Regions from separate parts of the Homo sapiens genome. Here region 2 is linked to region 1. The links are chromatin loops, found by intact Hi-C in ENCODE. Cell type or tissue: PC-3. All regions are shown on one strand. Each heading gives the region's core, and the rest is flanking DNA. Links, peaks and the distances in the headings are about the cores only. Region 1 overlaps TNPO1-DT (TNPO1 divergent transcript). Region 2 overlaps TNPO1-DT (TNPO1 divergent transcript).

What was found. Peaks named below come from ENCODE experiments on the same cell type or tissue, not always from the same donor. Only the 100,000 strongest peaks of a DNase experiment are listed, where the experiment ranks them.
Region 2: a loop joins it to region 1, with 2.2 times the contacts of the local background. A loop is called at or near these places in 5 of 110 quality-filtered maps.

The regions. Positions count from the first base shown.
Region 1 is chr5:72,608,136-72,613,519 of GRCh38, reverse strand. The region is part of intron 7 of TNPO1-DT (TNPO1 divergent transcript); the gene reads left to right. Among named protein-coding and RNA genes, the nearest start is that of ZNF366, 100 kb to the right of the region's middle. In PC-3, for the core only: a CTCF peak has its summit at 2,210 (motif pointing left); no DNase peak of the experiment used is centred there; H3K27ac peaks cover 760 bases.
Region 2 is chr5:72,659,411-72,664,794 of GRCh38, reverse strand. All of the region lies in intron 7 of TNPO1-DT (TNPO1 divergent transcript), which reads left to right. Among named protein-coding and RNA genes, the nearest start is that of TNPO1-DT, 150 kb to the left of the region's middle. In PC-3, for the core only: no CTCF peak of the experiment used is centred there; a DNase peak (open chromatin) is centred at 3,174; H3K4me3 peaks cover 374 bases; H3K27ac peaks cover 869 bases.

The DNA of each region.
Region 1 (5,384 bases), core at 287-5,286:
GGTTGAGGAGAAGTTGTTCCAAGGATACAAAATTTCAGTTTCAGATAGTAAGAATAAGTTCCAGAGATCTATTGTACAACATGGTGACTATGGTTAATAACAATGTATTATAGTCTTGAAAATTGCTAAGAGGGTAGGTATTAAGTGTTCTTACCCCCAAAAATGATAACTGTGTGAGGTACTGCATATGTTAATCAGCTCAATGTAGCCATTCCACAATATATATATATTTTAAAACATCATGTTGTACATGATAAATATGTACAACTTTTATTTTTCAATTAAAAAATGAATCAACTTTTAAAAGGCCTATTCTCTGGTGAGTAAGCACTTTCTGCTCTTAAAGTTCATACTAATAATCTGGCAGTTTTAAAAATGCATTATAAAATAAAGTATGAGATTCTATGCTGACATTTAAGAGAAAAATTTTGATAGAAGACAGTGTCAGCACATAATATGCACTCAGTAAATACTTACTGAATGAGTGATCACAAGACAGGCTAATGTTACAGTAAACCTCCCTGTAGATGATATTATATATTTGTGGCTTTTGGAGAAGTACACGATGCACATTTGTTTTCAACTCCTGCCTTATGTTCTGACTTCTTCCAGCCTTCATAGCATGCAACCTCCAACCCTGAGAAATGTTACAGGGTAGGAGGCTTGAATTGCACATTCTTTACCGGACCCCCACATTAACTGAGATATCTTGTCCTACTTCCATTTGGCTCACTCTTCAGAAAGACTCTTTGAAAACAATTCATTTCCTCAGCCGATCATAGCTCCACAAAGAAAGGTGTGAGCTGGTTACAGAGAGTAGAAAACCAGGGCCAAGGGGCTCTTCCCCCAGAATTTGAAGTGGTGATGCCCATCCTCAAATACAGTGTGGGGACACAGAAGCCACTGCAGGCCCAAGCTGTGGCAGCAAAGTGGTTTTCTTCCCCTGCCTTTTTCTATCTCCGTAGGATAATTCTTTTGTTTGGTTTGAAGGATGGTATTCTAAATGCTAAGTACTTTCTAAAGTTAAGGACCAAATGTCAGACATCAGCCACCTGGTTTATTTGCAATTTGGCGTTATCTGCACATCTGTGAATGGGTGTCTCTCAGTACATTCCTGCTAACCATCTCTAGTCACCTTTCTCAGATCTCCTTGTTGAAACCATCAATAAATATGTCCTTCAATGGCCTCAATAGTAATGTTAGACTCTTAAAGCAAAGGTAATTTTATTTTGTAGGAATGTGCAGAGAGGAACTGGAGGAAGGAATTATTGAGTCTCACTAACTTTCCAGTGGCTTTTGAGGCTGGACGTAGAAAAGGTGCTGGGTGTTCCCCATGACTCTTCAATGATTAGTGCTCACCATGCTGTCCATCAGCAGGGGCTGAGCTAAGAGACTTTGACTCTAACTGTCCTTAAATCCCCTGGAGGCAGGAATCATCTTGTTGACCTGGCACAGAATACGGGCTCAGTTGGTCTCTTGGGTGAATAGAAGAAGGAAAGATCATGTTGACATGATGAGACTTGACCCTGTCCACCCCTACGTGGACTCACTGCACCCCTTTCCTATGGGCCAGCCATTTTCCATTTGTGAGCAGCATTAGCTTGAACCACTTATTGGGGATTAATGATTCCTCTTACTTACGGGAACCTGAGCTAGAAAATATTTGGTTCTAATGGTGTTGGCAAAGATTCAATAGATTGTATTATGATATAGATTTTCCTGTGTTGTGTCTCTTTTTTTAAGTTACAAAAAAACTGTTTTAGGCTTAAATGTATTCACCAGCCATTTAGTACTCTTAGACACACTGCATATTTAATGTTCCACTTGACTGCCTACTGAAAGAAATAAATGCATAATAAAATGCTTTGGAAAATGCTTAATTTTTCAACTGTTGATTTAATGCATAACAGTTCAATAAGGTGGTGGATCGGCCTGGTCTACAACTATTGAAAAATAGAAAAATTACCCTCACTGGAATGTTGAATCTGTGAATATTAAGTCTGTCAATGTAATTTATGACTCTGCAGGTAATATACTGGTAATTTGCATACTAATTACTATGGTGGAAGCCAAACGACTTTCATTCACTAAATTATCCTGCCTAAGTGGAAGCCAGCAACTGCCTCTCTGCGCTGGGGAGAAGCTTGTTTAGGAGGGAGGAAATGGAGCTCTGGCCAGGAGGCCTCTCAGAGCTGAAGAGGCCCCCTGCTGGCAGGCTGCAAAGCCCACAGCTTTGCCCAGAGCCCAGTGTCGGCTTCTCAGATCCAAAGCCCAGTGGATTTTCCAAGTGATTCAAATTCAGAAAACAGAAGAGTGAGGTCAAAGGAGTTCGCTCTAGGCAAAAACAATACATGTTTGTGTGTCCAGTAACAGAAACGAATAGAAATTTGAAGGCAGAAAAATAATCCGTCCCAGCTTCCTAAAAGGAATCCTTTTAACGATAGGCATCTGTTCTTTAATTCTCTCAAAAAGAGGTTTGATTTTCTTTTTGTAAATAGGAGTGTGTTTGGAGGATTGTGGGAGAATCAAATGATGTTTTAAGTGTCCTGGGTGCAGTATGCATACGAAAAGATATTCAGCCTCCTCAATCATCAGGAAAGAAAGCAAAGCAAAACACGGAGGCATAATCTTCTAGCAAAAATTAAAAAGATTGAAAGCTTTTATTATTGTCAAGGGCATGGGGAATGAGCACAGTATAAATTGGCATATCTATGAGGTGGGTAGTGTAGTAGTAGTCATCAAAATAAAAATGCACATCTTCTTTGATGCACCAATCCCACTTCAAGAAGTGTATCCTATAGAAATACAAATGTATAGTATGACCCATTTGAAATTACTGCTATTCAACCATTTTTTGATATACACAAACAGCAATTTGAAATGATTCAACTTAACACAAGGGTGTTCATTGTAGGAATTTTGTAATGATGACAGTTTAGAAAAAGTCTAAGAGTTCAGCAGGAGGAGACTGATTAAATAAGTAGTGGTACCTACGAAGCTTTTCTTAGGTAGAGCTCACCTACACTGACATGGAAAGATGAGCATGGAAGATAAAATAAACAGACCGAGTTGTGTAACATTATACATAATCCTATTTTTGTTTTTTAAAAGTGTAGCATGTGTGTATATGTATTTTGATTTGTGTATAATATAAATGTAGAAAAAGATTGGACAGCTATATCCTAATGTTTAACCATTGCTCTTTTTTTTTAAGACAGAGTCTCGCTCTGTTGCCAGACTGGAGTGCAGTGGCACGATAGCAGCTCACTGCAACCTCCGCCTCCCGGGTTCAAGCGATTCTCCTGCCTCAGCCTCCCGAGTAGCTGGGATTATAGGGGCGTGCCACCACACCCAGGAATTTTTTTTGGTATTTTTAGTAGAGACGGGGTTTCACCCTGTTGGCCAGGATGGTCTTGATCTCTTGACCTCGTGATCCGCCCACCTCGGCTTCCCAAAGTGCTGGGATTACAGGTGTGAGCCACCGCGCCCAGCCAACCGTTGCTCTCTTTAAACAGTAGGACTTGGGATAGAGTCTAGGGAAAGACTTTTTAGCCTTTTGTGTTATTTGAATTCAACATAGCCATAGCTCTTTTTACAGGTATTAAAAAACCCATAAAACAAAAGATAATGAAAATAAAGCATAAAAGTGATAGGGATTTACTCAATTAAAAAGAATGGTGAACTAAGTTTATATGCAGTAATATAATATTTGCTGTGTTTGACATATAAAGACTTTAACATATGAAACTTTTTTAAAAAGAAGGATGGGCCTATACTTTACGTATGTAAGGATATTTTAAGAGAGGTGGTAAAAATTAGGACACAGATTATATTAAAATTCACTATACCTAATTCAAATGTAGCTCAGCGGCTCACAGAGTACGCAGTGTCAAGCCAGCTATTTACTACGATCGTGGTGAGCCTCAATTTTAGAAAATGGAACTCATGAAGGCTTGAAACGGCACATAAGGACATGAAAGTCACAAATGAACAACTAGACTGGTTCACTAACTGAAGACACTATTTTATCCTTTTTTTCTTCTTTGCTACCAGTGCCTTATTGAGGTAATTTTATACACATTAAAATTCATAAATCTTAAGTGTATACTTTGATGAAGCTGGACAAATGTATTCAAGGGTATGCTGGTAAAGTGGCCCTCTGCAGAAAGACCCAAACTTGATTTGTAGCATTTGTTGGTTTGCATGGTTTAAATACTCCCACCATAGCTGATTTTAAGCTAGCGATGGTTTAACAATCGGCTTACAAAAATTCTACCCTCAGGAGTGTAAGAGACAGACTCAGCATACTACTGATGGTGTTAAATCATGTAACTATATCCCAAATCAAGAAACAGAAGGTTTTCATCACTCCACAATATTCTGTCATGGTTTTTTCTGGTTAATTCACCCCTTATCCTGCCATAGACAAACACAATTCTGGCTTTTATCACTGTTAATTAGTTTTGAACTTCATATAAATGGTTCTACAGAGCAGATACTCTTTTGTTTGTGATTTCTTTTGCTCAGCTTAATATTTTTAAAATTCATCCATGTTGTTGCAGAAAACACCATTTTAAAGTCGTGTGTTTACCTGTAAATCAATTATCTATGTCCTTGTATTGATCCTTGGTCTATTACTGGAATAGAACCTGCACTGTAAAACAGTTTTCCTCCTTTCAAACTCCTCTTTCTTATTTACTTCTTCTAATTGCTCCATGTATTATGTTGGCCACCCTGCACATAGGCTGCACAAGAAAGCAGATTTTATGATTATTTATTTTGAAATTTCAAATGTCACATTTTATCAAAATGAGTAGAAAAAAATAATAGACTATCATGGGAAGCTGTTCCTCAGTTGATTTCTTTTTCTTGGTGTGCGTGCGTGCGTGTGTGTGTGTGTGTGTGTGTGTGTGTTGGTAATTTTTGAATATCATTCAGAAAGCCTGGCCACAGATAGTATGCAGCAGCCAGCAGCCAGACTCAAATCTGAAAACAGCCTGACTTTGGTTCAGCAGCTGTGAGTGCTTTCCATGGCAACGCTCCAGGCTCATCATAAAGACCACATTAGAAATCAGAGGCTAGGGATAAAGGCCACAATATCCAGGCAGAGGCCTTGGTGGCTGAATGCAGGAGCTTCCCAGATAAACTGAAGCCTCCGATCCCTGCGATGCCGTGCGCCATCACTAAGAATTTCTGTAACACTTTACAATTTCATGGTATTTTTAGTCATTGCCCCAAGATTTTCCAAAATAGCCATCCCAACTGCCCTAGAATTGCTGTTTTTTAAATTTTTATTTCTATTTCAATAGTTTTTGGGGTATAGGTAGTTTTTGGTTACATGCATAAATTCTTTAGTGGTGATTTCTGAGATTTTGGTGCACCCA
Region 2 (5,384 bases), core at 127-5,126, 51 kb before region 1:
CAGGAGGGTGCCTTTGTCTTTTGCTTAGAGAAGTAACGTTCCGCTCTGTTTTGGGGCTCACTTTTCCCTTTGGTTGTGGGAGAAGCAGCAGGGTTCATTCTGTTTACTAAAGAGCCAGCTTATCCCCCCAGCCTAGTCCATTCTTTTTTTTTTTTTTTTTTTTTGAGATGGAGTCTTGCTCTGTCGCCCAAGCTGGAGTGCAGTGGCGCGATCTGGGCTCACTGCAAGCTCCACCTCCAGGGTTCATGCCATTCTCCTGCCTCAGTCTCCCGAGTAGCTGGGATAGCTGGGACTATAGGCACCCGCCACCACGCCCGGCTAATTTTTTGTATTTTTAGTAGAGACAGGGTTTCACCATGTTAGCCAGGATGGTCTCGATCTCCTGACCTTGTGATCCACCCGCCTCAGCCTCCAAAGTGCTGGGATTACAGGCATGAGCCACCGCACCCGGCCTCCCAGCCTAATCCATTCTTTATGACAGGATGCAGTGGCCCCTCTTAGAGGCAACTTGCTGTCCAGGAGCCTCAGCTACTCTCTCACTCCAGACAAGCTGGAAAAGGAGCAGGGATTCTTGCAGAAAGGTTTTCTGTGGCCACTGGTTCTTAGGTGGGAGGTCAGAGCTCTCAGAGCTGTTGTTACCAAAGAGGGCTTTGCAGGCATAACAGCAGCGCATGGTCTCATGCATATGCTCTCTTGAATGATTTTTAAACTGGTCACTTCTGGAATACATCCATATTAATAATGCCTTTTGGTTCTGCAGTGATCATAACCCAAGTCTTCAAGCTCTGGGATGAGACAGGGCCTGGCAGGGCTTCCATAGTTCCTCTATGTAGGTAGATAATGTGCTTTCGCCCTTCTCTGGAGCAGGAAGAAAACAGCAGCAATGGAAAGGTAGGCTGGGGCTGGGAGCAGAAAGCTGCCTTCCAAAACAGCACTGTGCTGTGGCGTCTGTCCCAGGATTCAGCCTTCTGTGTTGCGTTGTGGAGCTCTCGGAGTGGTTTTTGGTTCACTGGCTTGCAAAATGATGGTGGCCACCACCAGCTCGGGGGCTGCTAGCAGAACACAGCCCAAGGCTTGAGACTAGAGAATGACACTTAGTGCAAATGAACAAAAAGGCAGAAATGGCTAAATCTCTAGGGCAGTCTGTTAGTAGCTCTCACCTGGCCCTCACCTAACCTGCCTGGGAGAACACCCAGAGCTCCTAAGCAAGGTACAGTTCTGCCCTGCCATGGGATTAGACTTCTTGATTTGAATCCCAGCTTCACCACTTGTGAGATGCTGGGTAAAATGCTTCACCTCTTTTAGCCACAGTCCGATTGTCATACAATGGAGATGCTAATAGTACCACACTCATCATAATGAGGATGAGAATGGACACTTTACGTAGAAGCTGAGCAGAGGCCTGGCCCACAGCAACTGCTCAGGGAATGTCAGCCACGGTGGCATTGATATTACTCCATAAGGGATCTGCGCACTTACCTCACCCTGTCTCCCATGTTGTACACTTCTTGAGTGAAGAGGTGATGTTTCTCTTCCTGTATGGGGCAGTGCAATGAGAAGGGAGCACGCAGACCCTGGAGTCGGCCAGTCTGCACCCGACCTCTGCTGCCTGACAGCTTTTAACTTTGGGCGCATTCCTTCACCTCCTCGTGCTTCAGATTCCTTTCTGTGAATGGGAGAACAATAGGATCTGCCTTCTAGGGGTGTTGTGAGGATCAACGAACTCATCCACATGAAGCCCTTCCACTCAGCACTGGGTGAGTGCCCAGAAAACACTAGCAATGATGGCTCCATGTCCAGGGAGGACCTGGCTCTCTGCCTCTCATCAATTTGGTACTCAACAAATGCCTCTGTGCTGGGTTGGACCCAACATGCTGGACCTGCCTCTTGTGGTTCCTTGCTGTTCCCCACTTTTCCAAAGTTCCATTGAAAGTCTCTGAATGTATAACCCAAGAGCAACAACAGAAATATGTTGGAGGTACCAACTGGCCCTGTTTGACAGGTTCTGAGTGGTTTCTTGGGATGCAGGACTTTTCCGTGCTAAAGCCAGGACAGTCTTGGGCAAACCAGGATGGTCAGTCACTCTACTATTGCTCACAACTTCCATCCCAGGGCTGGTGCTAAGGCGTTTGCTCCTAGAGGCAACTGTCCTGGAGTGGGTGGCAATTTTGGTGATGGCTTTTCCCTCTGCTTTTTAATTAATGCTGCCTCTCTCTCCAATGCTACTAAAATCTGCAGCCTGCAACCTGACACTCTACCCTCAACAATGAATGCTGGGGTGGCTTCCAAGGGAGTAGAATATGTTGGCCAGGGAAGGTGGAAAATATCTTGAGCAGCTCACAGTTATTTCATCAAAGTCTGTTTCCAGGCAATCACACCAATTTCTTGAGAGGTTGGTGCCAATGGGAACTCGGGGCCCATGCAGCACAGACTGGGGGTTGATATACCTGATTCTAATAATCACTTTCTTCTCTGAGCTACGTGACTTTGGACAAGATTCTTAACTTCTGTGGGCATCTAGTTTTCTCATCTGTAAAAAAGGAAGGACATTAGATAATCCATCTAGGACCATTCCCTCATGCTCATCAAGGCAGAGGCATTGGCTATGCTGGCCTGGGTCTGTGGAGGGCAGTGGGAAGAGGATGTCTCACCCTGGGCATGTTATTAAGCCCTTTTAGCCTCATGTATCAAATGAGGATAATTACAGTACCCTGTATTGTTGCTAGAATAATTCTTTAAAGGCTAAGTATCTGGATTCAAGAGACTGGTTTTCATGTGAGCCTGTAAAATCAATCCTTTATTCTATATCCATACCTCATTCTTTAGTTCAATCATTAAATAAATATTTACTCAGCTCTTACTGTGTGCCAGGTACTGAGCTAGGTCCTAGGGACACAATAATGAATAAATTAGCAGGTCGTTTCTTTTCTTCCTCCTCCTCCTTTTTTTCTTCTTTTTTGTAAACAACAATTTATTAAGAACTTACGGTTGCAAAAATTTTAGGTCTCTAACCAGTATAATCCTTCCTTTCCTTTTTAGTACGGAATCCCTGTATTCTAGGATTTGGCAAGCTGTCCACTGAAACATTATTTTTCCCAGCCTTCTTTGCAGAGGTGTGTATGTGTCATGGGATGAGGGCGGTGGGTGGGCAGAGTAATATGTAACTGGAAGTCACTGAGTGGGGCTTACAGGGAAAGCTTTTTAAAGGAGGATGACTCAGTCAGCAGGTCCCACTGCCTTTCCTTGTGTCTCCCTTGTCTGTTCCTAGAACACTCAAGTGAGAGCTTGAGCTCCAGCAGTCATCCTATAAGCCTGAGGACAAGGGCCACAGCCTAGGGATGGTGAAGCCTGGAGCTGGAAAGAGCCTAGGTGCCTGATGGTGCTTTGGAGTCATCATACCTGCACTGCTCTTATTTTATAAGGGGAAAAAATCCTTGCTTTATTTAAGCCAATATTTAAGTCTCTGTTACTAGTAGCTGAATACAATTTCCAGTTGATTTATCTAATATGTATGGAGCAAAATGCGGAGACATATTTAATTGTTTTTCCCTAAACATCAAGAAGTGAAGGCTATAGAAATCTAACACATAAGAACTTAATGTTCAAACTCAAGACATTCATTAATCTTTCTCAATACCTACCAAGGGAAGCTGATGAAACTAGCCTTTTCCTCATATGCTTACTGTAAAAGAGGTAAATTTGAAATACCTTTAAATCCCGGTTTCTCTAAGGTTTGACACCATGGAATAAAATTCACACAATTAAGTGTTTTATTTCAGCTTTTTCTGGGCTTAAGATGATATGCCCAATTCATCTTTTTTTATTAGTAGAGTGCTCACAAATTCTCAAAACCTTTATGAGAAATCCATGTGGTTTTATTCAATCTGCAACCCTAATATGGTTGTATTTTTAATAATGCTAATGGAATTAAAATTTTAAAATTCACCTGGCACATATTTTCACTCACTCCAAGAAATTATAAAAATAGCTGGCATTCACTGAGTACTTACTCTTTGCCAGCCTCTCTGATAAATACTTAACAAGCAAAATATCATTTAATCAGCTCAACACTCCTATGAGGTAGGTGTTATTATTATTGCCATTTTGTAGGTGGGGAAACTGAGGCAAAGGGTGTTTAAATGGTCTGCCCAAAGTCACACAGCTAAGAAGCAGTGATGGGATATGAAGTCAAACAGTCTTAAAAGCAAGCTATCCTGTTGCAAAATAGGTAAGTGGCTTTGAACAAATTATTTTACTGTTTAAAAAGAAAACTTGTACAGTTTTCATATGACTATGTGTCAAAAAGAAGGTATATTTCAAGAAACTTTATGTAAATATGCCCAAGGGCACATTGAATCTGTCCACGATCTTGGCCAATGTCTAGGAAGACCTTTGTCTTAAGGGATGGTAAAATAGATGCCTCTTGATTTGAAGACAACCAATAACATGCAATATTTGTGCTTTGGCATCCTTATTTAGAACATCTGCATTTTTCTAACCATGCAGTTAAGTAGGAAGGTGGGGAAGATATTCAGTATTGAATGCCTGATAAGTCACCAGGTACTTAACGGAATGATAACCAGGTAGCACCTGCCCGTCAGCCCTGTAGGGAGCTAACTACTATTGCCTCTTTAACAGATGAGAGAAGCAAGGCCCAGAGAAATCAAGTGATTACCAAATACTGATGGCCAGGCTCAGGCTCAGGAGGCTCAGATTCAGTTGGTTTGAGATGAGGCCCAGGCATCACTAATTTTAGCAACACCGTTGGTTATTCTATTTTGCAGCCAAGGTTGAGAACCACAACTCTGTACTCCTCAGAGGTAACAAGTGATAACACTAGACCACATACTTGAGCCTTTGGTCAGCAGTTACAAGCGTTTACACTCTCTGGCCTGTGGATCCCTTGGACTCTGTTGCTGTGACCTGGTGCTTGCGCTCTGGTGGCTCCTCCTGAAATGGATTCCTCACCCACAGTACTGGCCAGAATTCTTTGTGCTGATTTTCATTGCCTCACTCTGGTAGAAGAGAACGAAACTCCCAGAGTGTGTGTGAGGTTGGGTTCCCTAGGAACCAGACTCTGCGATGGAGACCAGTGTGCAGGCAGCTTACAGGAGCGAAGGCGGCGGGACTGGGCAGAGGGAAGAGGTGAACTGCCTTGTGGGTGCTGATTCCGTAGGAGCTTGGGAGTCGGAGAGACTCTTCAGGGTTGTGCCACTTGGCAGCAAAAGGGCTGGCCATTGACCAGTCTTTGGATATGGGTCCACCTCCCTCTACTCAGGAGCCTGTGATTCAGAGAAGGGCAATTCCTGTAGAAGGACTCAGCTGGGAGCTGGGAGCTTCTAATACTCCCAGCAGCTGGCCAAATGATTGTTTCAGTCTTGAAG